2 separate regions of the Homo sapiens genome follow, and region 2 is linked to region 1. The links are chromatin contacts, found by Hi-C or POLR2A ChIA-PET in ENCODE. All regions are on one chromosome and are shown on one strand. The core of a region is the stretch at or near the end of the contact, and the rest is flanking DNA. Distances in the headings are between cores, read along the strand shown.

The links. Hi-C counts contacts between places; a loop is a spot of excess contacts on that map. ChIA-PET counts read pairs that join two places held with the same protein, here RNA polymerase II (POLR2A). Pooled maps may share reads with other maps.
Region 2: a map of CD4-positive, alpha-beta T cell shows a loop between it and region 1 (4-fold over the local background). The contact joins the enhancer-like site here to the promoter of SGSM1 in region 1. A Hi-C loop is called at or near these places in 1 of 168 maps with a recorded cell type or tissue (CD4-positive, alpha-beta T cell) and 3 of 50 pooled maps. POLR2A ChIA-PET finds 5 or more read pairs at or near these places in 1 of 52 experiments (A673).

Annotation. Positions count from the first base shown.
Region 1 is chr22:24,800,700-24,807,460 of GRCh38, forward strand. SGSM1 (small G protein signaling modulator 1) reads left to right here and starts at 5,512. Exons shown (of 25, transcript NM_001098497.3): 1 at 5,512-5,645; 2 at 5,742-5,785. The coding sequence starts at 5,627. RefSeq lists a silencer at 5,350-5,559.
Region 2 is chr22:23,909,772-23,917,172 of GRCh38, forward strand. No RefSeq gene overlaps it. Among named protein-coding and RNA genes, the nearest start is that of MIF-AS1, 15 kb to the left of the region's middle. Within about 2 kb of position 4,285, at least 37 of the 41 ENCODE cell types and tissues checked have a DNase peak (open chromatin) inside an H3K27ac peak, as active enhancers do; they include A673 and CD4-positive, alpha-beta T cell, where a contact is called at or near this core.

The DNA of each region.
Region 1 (6,761 bases), core at 4,262-6,761:
CTGATTTTGTATTTTTAGTAGAGACGAGGTTTCTCCATGTTGGTCAGGCTGGTCTCAAACTGCCAACCTCAGGTGATCCACCCACCTCGGCCTCTCAAACTGCTGGGATTACAGACATGAGCCATCGCACCGGCCCATTGCATCGTTTTTATACTTTTGTGTCCTTATAGCTTAGCTCCCACTTACAAGTGAGAACACAGAATGTTTAGTTTCCCGACTGGGTGCGGTGGCTTACGCCTGTAATCCCAGCACTTTAGGAGGCCGAGGCGGGCGGATCATGAGGTCAAGAGATCGAGACCATCCTGGCCAAAATGGTGAAACCCTGTCTCTACTAAAATTACAAAAATTAACTGGGTGTGGTGGTGCGCACCTGCAGTCACAGCTACTAGGGAGGCTGAGGCAGGGGAATCACTTGAACCCGGGAGGTGGAGGTTGCAGTGAGCCAAGATTGTGCCACTGCACTCCAGCCTGGTGACAGAGTGAGACTCCATCTCAAAAAAAAAAAAAAAAAAAGAAAAGAAAAGAAAAAGAAAAGAAAAAAAGACTGGGTGTGGTGGCTCACGTCTGTAATCCCAGCATTTTGGGAGGCCAAGGCAGGTGGATCACCTGAGGTCAGAAATTCCAGACCAGCCTGGCCAACATGGTGAAACCCCGTCTCTACTAAAAATCCAAAAAATATATAGGTACTCCGGAGGCTGAGACAGGAGAATCACTTGAACCCGGGAGGCGGAGGTTGCGGTGAGCTGAGATTGCGCCACTGCACTCCAGTCTGGGTGACAGAGTGCGACTCCATCTCAAAAAAAAAAAAAAAATGTTTACTTTCCCATTCCTGAGTTACTTCTCTTAGAATAATGGTCTCCAACTCCATCCAGGTTGCTGCAATGCCATTATTTCATTCCTTTTTATGGCTGAGTAGTATTCTGTGGTATATATATTATATTTTCTTTATCCACTCATTGATTGATGGACATTTGGGCTGGTTCCATATTTTTGCAACTGCGAATTGCAGGAGCACCATGATTGACTTAGTCCAGTCAGGACCTACCTAGATGGGAAGAAGAACAGGGTCTTCCAAGGCAGTGGCCAATGTGTAGAGTTGGATACCTGGGCAAATTCAGTTTCATTAAAAAGAGGGGGAGGCAAACGAATATTGAGGTGACAACTGTATTAGTCAGTGTTCTCCAGAGAAACAGAACCAACAAGATGTACATATATACACACATATAAATATATGCACACTTATATATGTATGCATCTATACATATATAAGGAGATTTATTACAAGAACTTGGCTTATACAATTATGCAAGCTGAGAAGTCCCAGGATTTGCAGTCAGCAAACTGGAGGCCCAGGAGGGCTGATAGTGCAGTTTTAGTCTGAGTCCGAAGGCCCGAGGCCCAGGAAGAGCAGAGGTTTCAATTTGAGTCAGAAGGTGGGAAAAGATGTCGCAGCTCAAACAGTCAGGCAGGAGGAGTTTCCTCTTGTTCTGCCTTTTTTTGTTCCATTCAGATCTTCAATTGATTGAATGAGGCTTACCTACATCAGAGACAGCAATCTGCTTTACTCAGTCGATGGATTCAAACATTAATCTTATCTACAAACACCCTCACAGTCACGCCCAGAATAACCTTTGAGCAAATGTTTGAGCACCCCTGGTCCAAGCAAGTTGACAGATAAAATTCACCATCGCAGCAACAAGGAGTATCTGCTGCATAGGGCATGCAACACAACATTAATCAAGATTTCTCTGTATAGTAAGAGGCTCAAGAGTGCCTCGGCCTGAATCTAGCCTCTCTTACTTTCCAGCTGCATGTCTTGGTTAAGCTGTTTTTTTTTTCTCTCTTTTTTTTTTTTTGAGACGGAGTCTAGTTCTTTTGCCCAGACTGGAGTGCAGTGGTGCAAGCTTGGCTCACTGCAACCTCTGCCTCCCGGGTTCACACAATTCTCCTGCCTCAGCCTCTCGAGTAGCTGGGATTACAGGCACACACCACCAGGCCCGGCTAATTTTTTTTTGTATTTTTAGTAGAGACAGGGTTTCACTATGTTGGCCAGACTGGTCTCGAACTCCTGACCTCATGATCCGCCTGCCTCGGCCTCCCAAAGTGCTGGGATTACAGGTGTGAACCACCACGCCTGTGTTGGCCAGGCTGGTCTCGAACTCCTGACCTCAGGCGATCCACCCGCCTCGGCCTCCCAAAGTGCTGGGATTACAGGTGTGAGCCACCGCGTCCGGCCTAGCCTGGACTTTCTTAGCATTTTTCATTTACGCTGATCACAGAGCTGACCTTTCCCAGCTGAGGGCGCTGAAGAAACATTGCTGGAGAAAGAGGCTTCTCTTAACTGGTTCCAGCTGCTGCACCACTGGTCAGCGCTAAGGGTGTGAGGTGTCATAGGCCAGGTAATGGGATTCTCAGACACTGGGGGAGGCTTTGGGACCCAGGTAAATTTTCCTATTCTGGCCACAGGGAGAGTGCAACTCTTCCCAAGCTGATCTTAGGTGATGGTGCCCCTAGTGGTGAGTGTTCCAACTGCAGCAGGGTGCAATCCCTGGTCCCATGGAATTCAGGGTTCCAATGTCACCTGCTCAGTGGGGCCTCCCTCAACCACTCTGTTTCATAATAAAATCCCCATCTGTCTGGGCCCTCCCTGTCTCCCCTGCCTACTTTGTTTTCCTCCAGAACTTTCCAACATACTCTATTATTTGCTTATTTTATTGTCTGCTTCCTAAGCTCCACGAGGGCAGAGCTTTTTGCCTGTCTCGTTCACTTAGAAGTATCTAGCACAGTCACCTGGCACACAGTAGGTGTTCATAAATATCTGTTGACCTGAGTTGCATGCAGGTCAACCATGCCCTCCTGCCAGTTGCAACTGCACCAAACACCATGGAGTCCTTTATCTTGGAGGAAAAGCTCCAGGTTTTCAAGGACCAGCACAGGTCAACTTCCCAGACTTTGTGCTTGGCAGGAAAAGGAAAAATGTGGGTTTTGAAAAATGATTCCCTAGAGTGAGGCTTAGGCACCCTACCACCTTCCTAAAGTACCCCAGTTAACTTAGGGGTGAAGCCAAGGAGAGGAACTAATGGATCAATCACTTTGGTCCTCAGGTCAGAATCCTGGCGGCCACACACTTGTTAAACAAACAGGGATGAAACCCCCTCCAGGCTTGGCTTTGTCAATGACATAAGGCTCATAGGGTTAGCGTGGGGTGGAAGGAGGGTCAATAAGATCATGTGAGCAAAACCCAAAGCCCTTAGCGCAGTGCCTGCCACATAGTAGGTGCGCAATATATGATTATTTTTGCTGCCAAGCAACCATTTCCCATTCTCCTGGGGGACTTGCTGGAGATTGTGGAGCAGGGGTTTGTGATTGAGACACCTCTCCCCAAGCCAATGGGCAGGCTTGTGTCCCAGGTCAGGACAATCAGGCACTCCCTCCATAGGATGAAAACCTTAAACGAATGGCATTCTCTTTACCAGAGCAGCAGTGCCCTAACCACACTGTCCTTGCCAGGCAAATATTCCCAAGATTCCCCTTTCTGGCCTTCCAGAGCCACCTTGATTTCATCCCATTTCCCAGTTCTCCAGGCTCCCATGGGCTCTGGGATCACATATTATCTTCCCAGTTTATTTCCTTTTGCCTGAGGAAGCCAAAGTCAGCTTCTGTGGCTTACGGCCAGAGACCCCTGACACTGACCAATGGAAAAAAGGGGGCTCTGGATCCACTGCTGCACGGAGAGGCACTCTAAGCTGCCCTCTAGTCCTTCTGAAGGAAGGCCTGAATACTGGGGGACCCTAAAAGGCATTGCAAATCCTTAACATCACCATCAAAGTCATACAGGGTTTTGGCCCTGCACCTCTCTGGCCAACATCCCACCACCGTCCCCATTGTTCACACCACTCCAGCCCCACAGGCATCTGTGCTATTTGTCACTGTTTGACTGGACACACTCCCTCCTCAGGGACTTTGCATTTGCTGTTCCCTTGACTCAACTGCTCTTCCTCCAGAAATCCCCATGGCCTACTCCTTTTCCTCTTTGCTTAAATGTCACCTGCTCAGTGGGGCCTCCCTCAACCACCCTACTTCAGAATACGATCCCCAGGGGTCTGGGCCCTCCCTGTCCCCCTTGCCTACTTAATTTTTCTCCAGAACTTTCCAGCATGGTCTGTCCTTTTCTTACATATTTTGTTGTCCGCCTCCTAAACTCCATGAGGGCAGAGTTCATTGTCTGTCTTGCTCACTTAGAAATCTCTAGCACAGTCACTTGGCACAGAGTAGGTGCTCAATAAATATTGACCTGAGTTGCATTCTGGGTGGATACAGTTAGGGACTTGGGGTGACCAGGGGCTCTTGATGGAACAAGGCTTTTCCCACAGAGCCCACTGCTTGCTCAGCCCCAGAGATCCTGGCTGACAAGTGCCTCCTTTTGGGGCCAGACTCCTGGGAAAACCCCACTCCTCCAGTGACCTGCATGTCGGGGAGGGAGCCACTTAAGTCCCGGCCTCTCCTGAATGGATAACCAGTGTATCTTGGAAGACTCTTTTTTTTTTTTTTTTTTTTGAGATGGAGTTTCACTTTTGTTGCCCAGGCTGGAGTGTGGTGGCACAATCTTGGCTCACTGACACCTCTGCCTCCAGGGTTCAAGCAATTCTCATGCCTCAGCCTCCTGAGTAGCTGGGATTACAGGAGCACGCCACCATGCCTGGCTAATTTTTGTATTTGTATTTTTTTTATTTTTTGAGACGGAGTCTCACTCTGTCGCTCAGGCTGGAGTGCAATGGCGCCATGTTGGATCACTGTAACCTCTGCTTCCCGGGTTCAAGAGATTCTCCTGCCTTAGCCTCCCCAGTAGCTGGGATTACAGGCAGCTCGCCATCATGTCCGGCTAATTTTTGTATTTTCGTAGAGACGGGGTTTCACTATGTTGGCCAGGCTGGTCTCGAACTCCTGACCTCAAGTGATCTGCCCGCCTCGGCCTCCCAAAGTGTTGGGATTACAGGCGTGAGCCACCGCGACCGGCTGGAAGACCCTCAATAATAATAATTAATAATAATAACAGTAACAGTGGCAAGCATTTATGCTCGCTGGCCTTTCCCCCTGGGTCTGTATTAAGGGCTTCACATCCAATATCTCACTTAAGGCTCAGATCGTTCTGAGACCCATTATGCCCATTTTATACCACATTATACCCATTTTAAAGATGAGAAAACTGAGGCTTGGAGAATATCGGTAGTAGCCCCACCATTTCCTGTGACTTCCTGGAGCCTGGCCCACAGAGGAGGGTTCAGGACGGACGCTTTCCTTCCCCGCCCTAGGGAAGAGGGAGGGACGCGGGCGCTGGCGTGGAGGTTGGGGGAGCCTGAGAGGCTCGGGCGCTGGGTGCGCGGGAGGGAGCGTGCGTGCTTGGCGCGAAGGCTCCTGGCGCAGGCGACCCGGCTGCCCCGCCGAGCGGTGGCTTTCCGGAGGGGTGGGGCGGCCGCCTCGGGTCCTGACGTCGGGCGCCCTCCGGCCGTCACTCAGCGCTCGGCCCCGCCCCGCCGCGGCTGCAGCAGCAGCGCCGCGGCCGGAGGAGCTACCGCCGCCACCGCCGCCACCGCCTCCTGGGACTCGGAACGCAGCGCTCGGAGCCATGGCCTCGGCCCCCGCGGGTAAGAGGCCGCTGGACACGAGGGCGGCGGGAGGGCAGCGCCCGGCCCCCGCACCCTCTCTCGGCTGACCCGCGGCTCTCGTTTCTTGTCCCACAGAGGCGGAGACCCGACAGAGGCTGCTACGCACCGTCAAGAAGGAGGTGGGTGCCGGGGTGGGGGCACTGGGCAGGACTCCCCCGGCAGCAGCGGCCAAACGGGAAAAGAGTCTTCGTGGAAGGGTGGCCTCTGGCGGCGGGGGGGCGGCCAGAACAGGTGTGGGGCTCACCTGGGTGGGCATTGACCTCCCGCAGGGCAGGAGGCGCAGCGAGGGAGTTTGGGGGTGGGCGTAGGTGTGGGGAGGCTTTGGCCCATTTGAGGCTTTTTGCGGGGGCGGATGTAGCGTGAGGGCCCTCCAGGTGTGGGGCACACCTGGATGTATCCCGATAGGACCTCCTCTTGTGGAGGAGCAGGTGGGCGCGGCTCAGGAAGGGGACCTTCCAAGAGAGAGAAGCTGCTAGGGGGACGCCCCCCACAGGGTGTGCTGGAGGAGGGGCTCTGAATGGGGCTGCCGAAGGTGGGGCACGCTTCAGGAAAAGGCAGAAGGAAAATAAAACCTCCCTTCCCAGCCCCCGAATTCTCAGTCCTTGGAGCCACCTCCAAGAGCCAGGGGACTCCCTCCCTGAGAGTCACGGGTCAGTGAGCTGCTCCCCTGGCAGTAGGGGTCCCTTCACTCCCCCCGCCCCACTCCCACCCCACATTCAGAGGGTGAGAATCAGAGAGGTTCTGCCATTCCTCTGCCCCTCCACTCTCCTTGGGGTCAGCGCGTGGAGAGGGGGGCAGTCTAGTCTTTAGGGCTCATGGCCAATGACCTCCCAGAACCCCATAGACAGAATTTATAGTCCTTGGGGTAGCATCTCGATGCCTGGACTGCGTGCTCTGGTGTGTATACCTGCATGGGTGAGGACCTGTGGCTGTGAGTGTGTGCGTATGAGAATGTCTGTGCATCTGTCTGGAGATACCTAAGTGTATCTCTTTGCACTGTGTGTACACGTATCTATGTGTGTCTTTGTATCTGTTTTTGTGAGGGTGGGTCTGTGTGTGTATATTGTGTGGTGCATGAGTCTGTGAATGAGTGAT
Region 2 (7,401 bases), core at 3,035-5,534, 890 kb before region 1:
GTTATGTTCTGTTTTGATCAGCAGGGTTTTGACAGGTGCTTGGAAAAATCCTGCTGATCTCCTCCCTCACAGGGACATGCCTACTGCCAAAGGAGAGACGGAATTATCTTTCTATTCTCCCCATAGAAAATATTACAAAATCACTGTCACACGAAAATGTGATCAAAGAGTCTGCAGCCAAGAAATATGGGGGGGACAGAGTGTTTTAAAGGCGAAGGTGTGTCTGTCACTTAGTAAAAATGTCAGGATTCTTTTTTTTCTGGAGTTTGTGGTGTTTGTCGGCTTTTCAAAATTTGTCATTCCTTTTCTTAATCTAAATAATCATTTTATAGAGAAAAAAAATTACTCATCAGTGTTGATGATGCCCTGGTTTTCTGTTCAGCTTTGTTTTCCAATCAACTCTTCACCCAAGACTCAATCCTCCACCCTCCAACTCTTCATCCAAGACTCAATTCACCCAACACTCAATCCTCCACCCTCCAACTCTTCACCCAAGACTCAATCCTCCACCCTCCAACTCTTCACCCAAGACTCAATCCTCCACCCTCCTCCAACTCTTCACCCAAGAGTCAATCCTCCCCTCCCAGTGTTTACTGATCAGCCTCCTATCAGCTATTAATGGGACCTCAAACATTCTCTATGGCTCTGTTCTCACGCAATGCAATCTGCTAATCTCTAGGAACTGCAGACCCCACTTAATGCATTTAAAGTATGTATAATGTGACCCAATAGCTTCTTTATCCCAAGCTTATTGATTCCTATAAGAATCATCATCCTCAAGTCACACATGAGGAAACTGAGGCCAAGGCCAATGCTAAGGCTGATGGAAGTGACAGATGTTGAAGATGACACAGCATGACACGAGGGATGAGGTCAAGGCTATTGATGAGGTCAAGACAGCTGTTGTGCTTTGTCCCAAGGCCATTCCAGTTGGTGACAAAATAACTATAACAGATTCCTGGCCAGGGCTTCTCCCTCACAGCAGCTGCCTCCTACTGGAGTCAGAAATGCCTTGGTTTATATAGTTTCATTCATAGGCTGTCTTAACTCTATTTAAGCAGAAAAGGGCTGAAATGTCTTGCCCAAGATCCCTCAGCTAGTAAGTGACAGATGCAGGTTTCAAATCCAGGTCGCTGGACTCAGGGCAGGGCCAGGGGGAATGAGGGCAAACAGACTGGCAGCTGATCAAACTGACACTGCCTTCCTGGTAAAGGGGACAGTGAGGAGAAATTGACAATAGCAGGAGGCTCTGACCACAACAGGCTGCCTCCAGTCTCTTCTCTCACCAGTGGCCCCCAAAGCCACGTGAGTTGGGCTTTCTGACCACACTTTATTGCATTTGCAGACCCTACATGCTTTAAACACACTTTTAGTATCTCACTGGGTCTCTAACAACCCCAGGAGTGGGCAGGGCAATAATTATTTCACAGTTGACAAAGCAGCTTCACGAAAACATTGGGAGCTCAATAACTTCCCTATTGGGATGCACCCCCAGGAGCTGTTCAGTTAATGTCATAGCAGGTTCAGGGAATGGGCTTAAACCCCAAGATATCCTACACCATTTTGTACACAGCAGGTTCTGTAGGGAGAAAACCAACAAGGTCTTCCCGGAGGGAATGGGCTTAAACCACAAGATATCCTATACCATTTTGTAAGCCTCCCTGTGATCATTTCCCATCCAAGTACTAACCAGGCCAGACCCTGCTTAGCTTCTGAGATCAGACGAGATTGGGCGTGTTCAGGGTGGTATGTGAAAGATTCTCCCCGGGGCCTGAAAGTTTGGGGGGATGAATAACTCCTCCCTTCTCAGGCCCAGTCCCAAGGCACAAGACCACTTGTGCTAGCAGCGTGTGTCAGCAAGATAGCAGAAGCAGGAAGAGAGCTGGCCAGGAGACACGTACCCCTGAAGATCAAGAGAGAGGCCATCTGGGTACCATGTAGCAGTTACATCAGACTGGGACACTTCCTGTTTACAGGAGACTATAAAACCCCTGCCCCGTCCTCACCTGGGGCTGACGCCATTTTAGGCCTCAGCCCATCTGCACCCAGGTGCTCATTAAAACAGCGTGTTGCTCCACACTGCCTTGTGTTCTTTGCTGGCAAGCTCTCGGGGTTCGAACCAACACAAGAGCCTTACAGTATGGCCGCAGATGTCTCCCAACATTTCACAGAACCTGGTCAGAATAAAACATTCCATGGGGGTTCAGGTCATAAAAAAATACTGCCTAACCACCTAACCACAGGAACATCTCTATTACATCCTGCTGGATGAAGGGCCCAAGGAACATCTTCAACATCCTGCAGGGGAGCAAGCTATACTGCCCCTTCTCCCCCGGTCCAGACCCATAACTGACAGAGCAGGAGCACTGCCATCTTGAACAAATACCACCATTCTAAGTTCCCCCTTCATTAAAAGCCGCCTAAATCCAGCCCCAAAACATCAGCCTAATGGCTAATGTCAGCATAACCAGAAATATTCCAACCCTAAGATAAACCCCTCTGACCAGAAACATGCCAACCCCGAGACAGCCTCCCTTCCGACCAGAGACATTCCAACCCCGCAATAAACTTTCCCTCACACAGAAACATTCGGAACCTACGATAAGACCCCTTCCAAAACCCTTAAATATCCTTAGTCTGTAACAGAAGTTAGTCTGAGCTAACTCGGCCAGAAGCCCCTCTCAAGTTTATTTTCTAAAATAAACCTGTCCTTGTTGACTGCCCAGCCACCCTTCGTGTTGCTTTCCTCTTCCTTATAGTAAATGTCCCAGTCTGTAAGTGGGACTCGTGCTCTGAGACTAAGCTGGTCCCCCCTCCACAGGTTTGTGCTGGCAATAAACCTGTGTTGCTGTTAAGCTGCCAACTCTTTAACCCTCACCTTCCCTTCAAAACCTAACAAAGATGAATGAGGCATGAACATGAAGACAGAGGGTCAAACCCAAAGAGCAGATTCCGTGAGAAGTCTCCCTATTGACAAGGGTTACTAAGGATGGGGTCTTCTCTGGACCCCCTAGTCTTAGACTTAGTCCACCACATCCAGAAGCCCTTGAAATAAGATTGCAGTGCTTCTGGCATAGCCAAAGACATAGACTTCTCTAAAAATCAGTGCCTAGCTCTCCCCAGGCTGGGCCCTAATTTTTAGTCCAAGCTGTATTATTTTGTAAATCTTCCTGCCATTTCATAGACCCTGGTCACAGTGAAACATTCTGCAGGGGTTTGGGCTGTAAGTAACATCCTCCCCAACTGTCTGACTTCTTTATCACATCTTGTTGGGACAAAGGTTTAAGAAATATTTTTATTAACATCCTCTTGGGCAGTAAGTCCTACCATTCCAGACCCCTCATCCAGGCCTATAATGATTCCAGCCTGTAAGTGCTAGTGGGGCTTTGGCATTAAGTTGGTCCCCACCTCTGTAGGTTGTGTTAATAAACCTGTGTTGTAGAGTGGTCAACTCTCTTGTCTTTAACCCTCGTCTTTTTTCAAAAACCTAACACTCATGTGTCCTCTCCCTCACCTTCTCCTGGCATCCCTTGCCACTGTCCCTCTGTCCCTCTTTCCCCTCCTTAACCCAAAGGGAAATCTCTCCCAAAGGTAAAAGTCTCCCAGGGGTTAAGAGGGAGCTTGAGGCACCAGAAAGAGCTATAGTCACAGCCACCTGTGAAAGCCATCTCTGAGGTCCCTTCCTGTCACAACAGCTGGGCTCCTGACTCAGACCAAGACAGCTTTTGTTTCTTTTCCTTTCTAGCCCCCCACTTCCCACCCACCTTTCTGCTTTCTCATATGGGCTCATTATGGTTTATAGGGCTGGGGAACGTTGCCTCTTCTGCCCTCCATTTCTCCCATCTCCCTTCTTTCCCCTCCACTTTTTCTGAGTCCACTTCTCTTCCCTTCTTCTTCCTTCCCTCTGGGACGCTGCACAGTTCCTTCCACCCGGCACGGCCTGGGACTCTAGACTCCCTCTGAAGGCACGGAAGTATTTCCTTCCCTCCCTCCGACCCGATCTTTCTGCCCTTGATTCAAAACAATCTGAGGTCCCTAGGCCCTTCCCTTTCCGCCTCTGCGCTCCCCATGGGGTCCGGTGTAGTTTTCCCGCCCCTTCCCTGCAGCTCCCGAGACCACCCGGACACAACGGAGCCATCCAGCGCCCTCAGAGGCCCTGGGCACACGGGCAGATGGTCACCGCCTCCTAAGGGAGCAGCGCGCGCCCGTTGCTCGCTGCCCGTTGGTTGTTGCTGGTAGCTCCGGAGGGCGGGGTTGGCGAGGAAAGTGAGTCCGTATGTCCCCAGCATGCTCCGCGCGGGGGCGGGGCTCTAAGGGGGCAGGCGAAGGCGGAACTGGCGTGGTCAAACCAACCTATCAGCCTCCAGCATGCTCCGTGTGGGAGCGGGGTTCCCGGGGGCGGGGCTTGGTTTGTGTGCCCTTCCGGCGTTTCGCCCCTGCGTTCTCTGAGATGCTCCCACGCAGATGTATGGGCCTAATTCGCTAATATCCACTCTATATCCTGTTCCATCCTCTTGTAATGGGCGTTTGGAGTGTTGCCAATTTTTTGCTGTTATAATGATTGTAATAGCATATTAAAAAACTTGAACATAGTTTGATTGTAATAACATTAAATATAGCATCTTAAACATACAGTTTGAGCGTGCCAACCTGATGGGTGTGGAATGTAATATTCATTATAACTTTGATTTTCATTTCCCTACTTTGAGTAAGTTTGAACTTCTCTTTATGTAATTATTGACTACTCTGTTTTCATGTTCTGAGAATTGCCTGTTTGTATTTTATGCCCATTTTTCTATTGGGTTGTGGTTTTTATTGATTGGTAGTTCTTTATAATTTTATGGATACCAGTCTTTTACTAGTTCAGCGCATTAATTGCAAATATTTGCTCCCACTCTGTGGCTTGCTTCCTTTCCACCCCTAATTCCTAGGGTGTCTTTTTGAAGCACAAATCTAAAATTGTAACACAGGCGACTATCAATCTTTTCCTCTATGATTTGAGCATTTTGTGTTTTGCTTAAAAACTCAGCCCTTGTCCCAAGGTCATAGAGATATTCTCCCGTATTTTCTACTGATCCATCCCCCATATTTAGGTCTTTGGTCCATCTGTATTAATGTTTATGTGTAATATGAGATAGGGATCCTACTTTATCTGTATTGTGTTAACCAAAAAATGACTGAGACAGGTGTCTCAATCAATAAAGGTTAATTTAGCCAAAGTTTGAGGACATGCCTGGGAAAAACACAAGTCTCAGTTCCTAATATTAACCGCTTGCATTTAGTAGAAATGACCTTCAAGGTTCTCTGTAGCAGAGATGTGGTTGAAAAAGGAAAGGAAGACATAGGGTTTGTAGATGGCCATAGCTTCACGGAAGAGCGAAAGAAGGGCAGGATATGTGGTTCTCTCCCTATGGAAAACCATAGAGGCCAAAAGCTTCCCTGCCCAAACTTCAGCCCCAAAGACTCAGATAATAGCCTTAACCAGAGCCCTGGCATGAAGAAAGGACAAGGCCTTGACTGTTTATACAGACTTGAGATATGTGCTCACTGTGATCCATGCCCATGGTGCAATCGGGTACGAAAGGGGACTTCTGAATGCCAATAACAAATAAATCAAATATGAAACATAAATATTGGCACTACTGCACAGTGGAAATGACTAGACAGATTGTGGGGGTCATCTAATGGGGGACTTTGAACTAATGAAGGGGAGCAACCTGGCACACACAGGGAGGGAAAGTCCCTGCTTCCTTCAGTACCTCTTTATGAATATAAACCAATAAACCAAGACACTCCCCTGGGGAATTACAGGAAGCCATGCGAGAGGGAGAGCATCAGAGTTCCCTCTCAGAGGGATGGGCCCTAAATAAGAGAGGCAGGATTTGGGTGCCCAGAAATCTGAGTTGGGCTATTATAAAGCCTGCCCATGATCTCTCAATCTATGGCAAGAAGACTATGCACACCTAGCTCCTCAGGATAATAAGGACCCCAAAAGCAAAGAAAATGATGGATAAAGTGGCTGACCAATGTGTCTATTGTCAGAGAAACAATGCTCAAAACAGACCTCCCATATCTCCCTTGGCCAAGGTGGTACAATTCAGGGGAACCATGTGAGGGGAGGACTAGCAAATTGACTCCAGTGTTATGCCTATGTCTTCTAGAGGATTTAAATATCTCCTGGTGCTTTTCTGATGCCTTTGCTGGTTGGATAGAGGCTTTTCCATGCTGGACTGAAAAGGCAGAAGCCATGAAGTCTTTACTAAAGGAATTTATCCCTCCATTCAGTCTCCCTAAGTCAGTCCAGAGTGCTAATGGACCCGCATTCATTTCTAACATAGTAGTAAAAACTTCCCAGGCCTTGGTCATACAGTGGAAGTGGCATGTAGCCTGGAGACCAAACTCCTTGGGAAAGACTGAAAGGTCCCATAGAACTCTCAAAGGTATCCTAGCCAAGTTATGCCAGGAGGCCCAAGATAATTGGTTAAAGCTGTTACCCATAGCCTTGGTCCAAGTATGGGTAGCACTCAGAGAAAGAATGAGACTTAGCTCCTTTGAAATGCTATATGGGGCTGGGCACAGTGGCTCATGCCTGTAATCCCAGCACTTTGGGTGGCTGAGGCAGGTGGATCACTTGAGGTCAGGAGTTTGAGACCAGCCTGGCCACATGGTGAAACACCATGTCTACTAAAAATACAAAAAATTAGCCGGGTGTGGCAGCATGTGCCTGTAATCCCAGCTACTCAGCAGGCTAAAGCATGAGAATCGCTTGAACCTGGGAGGCAGGGGTTGCAGTGAGCCGAGATCACGCCACTGCACTCCAGCCTGGGCGACAGAGCAAGACTCTGTCTCAAAAAAAAAAAAGAGAAAGAAATATTATATGGGGCCGGGTATGGTGACTCACACCTGTATTCCCAGCACTTTGAGAGGCCCACTGGTGAAGAGGATCACTTAAGCCCAGGAGATCGAGACCAGCCTGGGCAACAGAACAAGACTCTGTCTCAAAAAAGGAAAAAAGAAAGAAAGGAAAGGGAAGGGAAGGGGAGGGGAGGGAAGGCGAGGGGAGGGAAGGTAAGATTATATGGGGCCGGGCGTGGTGACTCACACCTGTATTCCCAGCACTTTGAGAGGCCCACCCGTGAAGAGGATCACTTAAGCCCAGGAGTTCGAGACCAGCCTGAGCAACATAGTGAGACTTCCTCCCTATTTAAAAAATAATAATAAAAACCAGGCGTGGTGGTGCGCACCTGTAATCTCAGCTACTTGAGAGGCTGAAGGAGGAACACTGCTTGAATTCAGGGAGGTCAAGGCTGCAGTGAGCTGTGATGACGCCACTGCACTCCAGCCTGGACAACAGACCCAGTCTCCAAAAAAAAAAAGAAATGTTAATATGTAAGGCCTTAT